2 separate regions of the Homo sapiens genome follow, and region 1 is linked to region 2. A link is a loop called in an ENCODE intact Hi-C map of the cell type or tissue named here. Cell type or tissue: dorsolateral prefrontal cortex. All regions are shown on one strand. Each heading gives the region's core, and the rest is flanking DNA. Links, peaks and the distances in the headings are about the cores only.

What was found. Hi-C counts contacts between places; a loop is a spot of excess contacts. Peaks named below come from ENCODE experiments on the same cell type or tissue, not always from the same donor. Only the 100,000 strongest peaks of a DNase experiment are listed, where the experiment ranks them.
Region 1: it touches region 2 in a loop (2.1-fold over the local background); 1 of 110 quality-filtered maps calls a loop at or near these places.

The regions. Positions count from the first base shown.
Region 1 is chr5:11,463,863-11,466,786 of GRCh38, reverse strand. The region is part of intron 3 of CTNND2 (catenin delta 2); the gene reads left to right. Among named protein-coding and RNA genes, the nearest start is that of CTNND2, 440 kb to the left of the region's middle. RefSeq lists a silencer at 168-344. In dorsolateral prefrontal cortex, for the core only: no CTCF peak of the experiment used is centred there; no DNase peak of the experiment used is centred there.
Region 2 is chr5:11,388,893-11,391,816 of GRCh38, reverse strand. The region is part of intron 6 of CTNND2 (catenin delta 2); the gene reads left to right. Among named protein-coding and RNA genes, the nearest start is that of CTNND2, 510 kb to the left of the region's middle. In dorsolateral prefrontal cortex, for the core only: no CTCF peak of the experiment used is centred there; a DNase peak (open chromatin) is centred at 1,124; H3K27ac peaks cover 2,500 bases.

The sequences.
Region 1 (2,924 bases), core at 250-2,749, 75 kb before region 2:
GGCAGGAGATGGCGTCAGTGACTTTCCCACTGATGGTCCTACAGAACCCCCACTAATGTGGGCCTTGGAAATGTCATCTTGTCAATATCTCATGAGGTATGCCCTCCTGTTGATAATTTTTTAATTGTCATTTTTAGAGACATGATTTCTTAAAGTACTTTAAATAGAATGGAAGAGGATTCCTGACAATATTTAACTTTTTAAAAAAGGAAGAGAGAAGAGATTACATTTTCTTGTTACTAGTTTTTCATTAACAATTCAGTTTTTAGATGTTCTTCTGTTATATATCATAGTCTAGTGTGGATTTGATTATAGAATTTGGAGGACACTAGTATATTTTTCATTTTTTTCAAAGAAAATGGATCAGAAGGAACTTAGTAGTAAATTGACAGATAAGTCCTGGGATACTGAAAAAAGGCTTAGAACTCAGCGGAGATTAGTAGTTGTTCCAAATGAGCTACCTTTTAGGTGAATGACTGTACAATGGAACAGTCTTTTGTATTTAAAAATGGTTTTATGTCCTTTGGGAGGCCAAGGCAGGAGGATCACTTGAGGCTAGGAGTTCAGGACTAGCTTGGGCAACATAGCAAGCCCCCGTCTCTACAAAGAATTTAAAAATTAGCCAGGCATGGTGGTATGTGCCTGTAGTCCCAGCTACTTAGGAGGCTGAGGTGGGAGGATTGCTTGAGTCCAAGGTTGCAGTGAGCTATGATCATACTACTGTACTCCAGTCTGGGTGACAGAGTGAAAACCCCACCTCTTCAATAAGTAGTTTTGTTTTTTTAAGTTAGAAAATAAAAATTTCATGAAGTTCGTTTTTAGTTGTACCACTGGTCTGTTTCCATAAAGTCTGCCATTAGGAAAGGTTATCCAGAACTGGCCATCTGCACCTTGGAGATGGAAGTTGACTGTTGTCTTCAACTGCATTCTGCCATGAGGAAGCCAAGTAAATTACTGCAACACCCTCAATCTTACAAGGAAATTCCTAGAAATAATAGCAAACTCCAGATGGAGTTGGTCATCTTTCTGCCAGTATATTTGGAGAGTCTAAACTGGACCAACTTGCTAAGATTATTTAGTCACCATGATGGTTTTAATATTTTCAGGGTCTGTGCCCTTTTGGAAGGGGAAACAGATGTTGAATTATAGCTATGAGTTTTTCAGTAGCTGGTGCTGAAATAATTACCCATCAGGAACACCACAGTCAATAGTGATCTTCATTCGAGTCAGTCTGGCAAAAATAAAGGTGACAGGAAAGCTGTGTCACTTTTGTTTGTCTGCCTAATTCTAGCATTTCAAAATTGGGACATCGATCATGTGAGAATGCCTAGGTGTACAGTTGCTGCATTTATTATGTTTCAAATTTTTACCAGTTGCACAAACATTGCATCTCTATCCACAATAATTCTGAGCAACCCATTAACTGTGCTCAACTTCTGAAAATAACAATAGGGACAGGAAGAGAATGCAAAAAAAAAAAAAAAGTTCAGTTTTGGATATTCTGTGCTATTTCAAGGAAAACTCTGGATAGGTATGCATAGTAAAAGACTGGGGCTTTTTGGAAAATATTTTAATACTGCATAATAGGAAAAGTTATGCAGATTATTAACAATGTGAACAATTACTGCAAAAATGTAAAATATCTTAGTTATTCTTAACATGACTGTTTAAGGAAAATGTGCCTTCCAAAAGACAAAAATCAGTTATGAAGATTAGGAAGTCTAAAGAGAAAATCTTGGGCTAGGGGGAGGGGAAGAAGAGAGAAATATCCTTTAAGCTAGAAGAAACAAAGCCTGCAAGGAGAGATCATTTTGGGATCTCAGCCCATACTCACAATAACTGAGGAAGGCATTTCCTCTTCCATGTTGTTATGAATTTAAAATAAATATGATCACAATGATTGAACAACCCACATCAAATCCATCATGGTATATTCCTAGAATTTTAGTTAATAAAATACAGGAGCCAAGCTTAACTCCTTTTATCTCTTAAACCCCATATTCTACCCAATAGCCAATCTTGTCACCCACATTTTCATAATCTAGCCAGGATCAACCACTTCTCACCACCTTCTCTCCTCCCTGGTCCACCATGCTCTCACCTGTATATCTCTGCCCCATGGCTAGCCTGCTGGCTTCAGTTCTCCAGCAGAGTGTTCTCAGCATAAGTATCAGCATAATAATTAAAAACACAAGTCTGATCACTTCACTCCCTACTTCCCAAGGCCTCTGAGGATACTCAGAGTAAATATGGAAGCTCTAACAATGACTGTGCCCTAGTTGTCTGGAGCCCTGTTGCCCCCACTAAGTCTAAGTCCTGCTGCCTGGCACCCCAGGGCTGCAGGTGCTCTAACCTTGGGCACTTTCTCCCTGGAGAACATTGCAGGCTCCCTTTCTTCTGCCCAGGACTCTCTCCTCCCAGTGATCACCATGCCTTAGTACCTCTCAGTGAAACCCCTCACAGTACTTTATGCAGAGCTGAACCCTTGACACTTTCTGTCCCTATTTTATTTTTCATCACCTTCTAACATGCTACAGAATTATGTACTTATTTATTTTGTTTATCTGTCTCACCCAACTACAAATGGAAGAATTTTTGTCTGTTTGGCTCACTGCTGAATTCCTCAATGCCTAAAGAGGACTAGGCACTTGTAGGAACTCAATAAATATCAGATGAATGAATGAACAAAATCTACTACCTACTTAGAATTTAATTTTTATTCATATCACTTAGATGAACTCTTGGAAGTAAATTTTGGTTCTAGTTCATCATCAATTAACAGGAGTTAACACAAAATAATCAATTAAAATTGCTTTGAAACTAACACTTATTTTGGCTATCTCTATACCCTGCCTCACTAATCACTTGAGAATGAAAAAAGAAACCAGAAACTTGTCTTTCTCATTTTCAAATGAAATCTTTTT
Region 2 (2,924 bases), core at 169-2,668:
CAACAGTAATGATCCCAGTGGTGATGACTTCAGGGAAGGTGTATAAAATGTGCATAGAAGCTATCTCTTCTTTTATGTTACATATTAGCTTTTACCAAAACCAGCACCCCTCAAGAGAATCATCAAACAAGGCCCTGGATGATTTTATTTAGTTATTGACAAAATCAAACTTTTCTCGCAGTACCAGAGTTTTCTTCCTTTGGAATTAAAGAATGGCATTCCTTTGGAAGACGATTTGAAAAGAAAACTTTCCAAATTTTTTGAGCAATGGTGTGCATGCTCAAGCAAATTCATTACATCCCAGGGAGTAAGTTCAAGGCACACAACTTATTTGGGGATGTAGATTTGTTTTACTTGCACTATATTATAGGAACATTTCATATAGTACTAAATATGACTGTAAGCATTTTGGAGTTGGTGATTTCTTCATGTTTCAAAATTGTGAGATCAAATCGCCTTGTCTGTCTTTGTGTGCAAGCCCAAAGCTCTAGACAAACTTAAACTAGGAAAGTGCAACAATTTCTTAAAACTGTTAATCAGCAGCACAGAGCTGATATAACTCAGTTACCTTACCAGAGTGCTCTCAGTAGAAACAGACTTCTTTGAATATGTCATCTTTAAGCCATGCCCTGTTTTTTATTATGCAGGATTGATCCTGCCTTTCTTAACTCACTGAAGGAGTACATTTTGTCATTGCTTTTACTTTCTCATGTCCTTGTCACAACTTAAACCACTCTGCATTGAGACATCTTCCTCACACATGAGCTCCAATGTCTTCCTCCCCCAGTCCGTGGCCACATTCACATTTTGACTCCTCTGTGGCCCTGGCCCTGTGGCCTGTGCCTTCCTTTGAATGTGCTCCCCAGCTGCACCTGTCATAACCCTGTGCTTGCATGGGTACACTGCTCCCTGTGGTGACCTTAGGTGCCACCAGCCAATATTATCTGGAAAAGGAAGACATCATTAGTAACTAGGTTTGCCAGTCTGATTGTAATCCCAGGAAAACAGAAAGGGATGAATACAGTGAATGGGGGAGCAGACTGCTGATCCCGTTAAGCTGGACTCAGGGAAGCCACAAAACGGGGCTCCAGTTCTCCATTCCTGACACTGTTGGCCCGGCTGCCCAGCATCCTGGGCAAATAGGCCTCCTGTCCCAGAACTGGGGGACTTGCTGGCAATTTAAGAAAACTTGGCAGGTCTAAATGCATCTTCACAGGACCGCTCATAAATCATGAGCCTGCTTTATAAAATGTGCTTTTGCTTAGTGACAGGGCTTACTCATGATGAGAAGTCAAGATTCCTTAGAGATTACAGGCTGTCAGGTCTCTTGTTAACTGGATATAAGCATTGGGGGGATTTGTTTTGTTTTGTTTGCACTGCCAGATCCCCAAAGAATGAGGATTGAATAAATTTTCAAGTTCTGAGAATTGTCCCCTTATGACTCCTCTGCCATTCCTACTCCCTCCATAGAAGATTCAGCGTGAAAGAATCTGGAAGCAAATGTGCTTGGCACTAAAACGAGTGCCACTTTCTGGTTTAAGAGTGCCATATTCTTAGGGGCTCCTACTCCCCCAAAGAACAGTGTCTTAATTGTGGCCAGATAGTATTCTGTACAAACAAAAATACTCCATCGATAGATCTCCAAAATAACATCAAAGTAAAATACTCCATATAAGGGAATTGTTGAGAGCTCTTCAAAAACAAACTCCTCATTTGTACATGGTGTAGACAGGTCAAGCATCCCTTGTTTGAAATGCAGGGGATCAGAAGTGTTTTGGATTTCAGATTTTGGCGGGGGGCGATTTTAGAATACTTGCGTATCCATAATGAGATTTCTTGGGATGGGACTCCCCCCCAGTCTAAAGACAAAATTCATTTGTATTTCATACATAACTCATAGCCTGAAGGTAAGTTTATATGACATTTTAAATAATGTTGTACATGAAACAAAGTTTATGTACATTATACCATCAGAAAGCAAAGGTGTCAGGTGTAGAATTTTCTACTGTGACATTCATGTCAGTGCTCAAAATGTTTGGGATTTTTGGATTTCAGATTTTGGATTTTCAGAGTAGGGATTCCCAGACTGTAGTAGGCTCTTCTTAATGGTTTATTGAGTCAGTGAGTAAATTAATGCATCAAACTTGAGTACTGTTCATTAATGGCTGTTGGAATAATGTACATATTCCCTAACTTCCCATTTCAATATTTTTTCTACTATACTTTGTAAATACATCCTCCCCTTAAACAGTTCTATAAAATAGATATCAATGCATCTACAATTACACAAGAGGCCTCAATATACCACTAAGTACACACACACACACCATGTAATGTAAAAATTGTGACACTGAATATATCCTAAATCTGACCCATCTGAAACATATGTATACAGATAAAATAATTTGTAATAGCTTTGATGAGTTAATGTTCCATATTTTTCTTGAAAAATTTCCCATAAGGGAAACAAGAACTGAACTACACTTAATGTGCACCATACTCTACCTATCAGAAACTGTTGAATCAGAACATCTCCTTGATGGGGTTGTTTATCTGTGAACATTCTGCTTCCTTGTCCATTTCTCGTAAATGGGTTCCTCATTTTGAAGGAGTGGGAAAGACAAATAAAGTTGCCCTCGAGGCTGAGACTGATCCAAAGAGCTGAGAATGAAGACAGAGTCAAGAATTGTCTCTGCCAACAGCCTAGATGGTGTGACCAAGGATGGGGCCCAATCTATTCCAAGTATATCTAAATTTGTTATATCATTATTTTTATTTTCAGAGTCACACATCAATAAAAAATTATTTCAACTGTCTTTGCATGTACACACACATTTCCAAATATCTGCAGGGAAGCAGTATGTAGTAATCTTTAGTTTAAAAAAGGAAAATGAAACTTTACTTGAATTCTAACTTTAAAATCA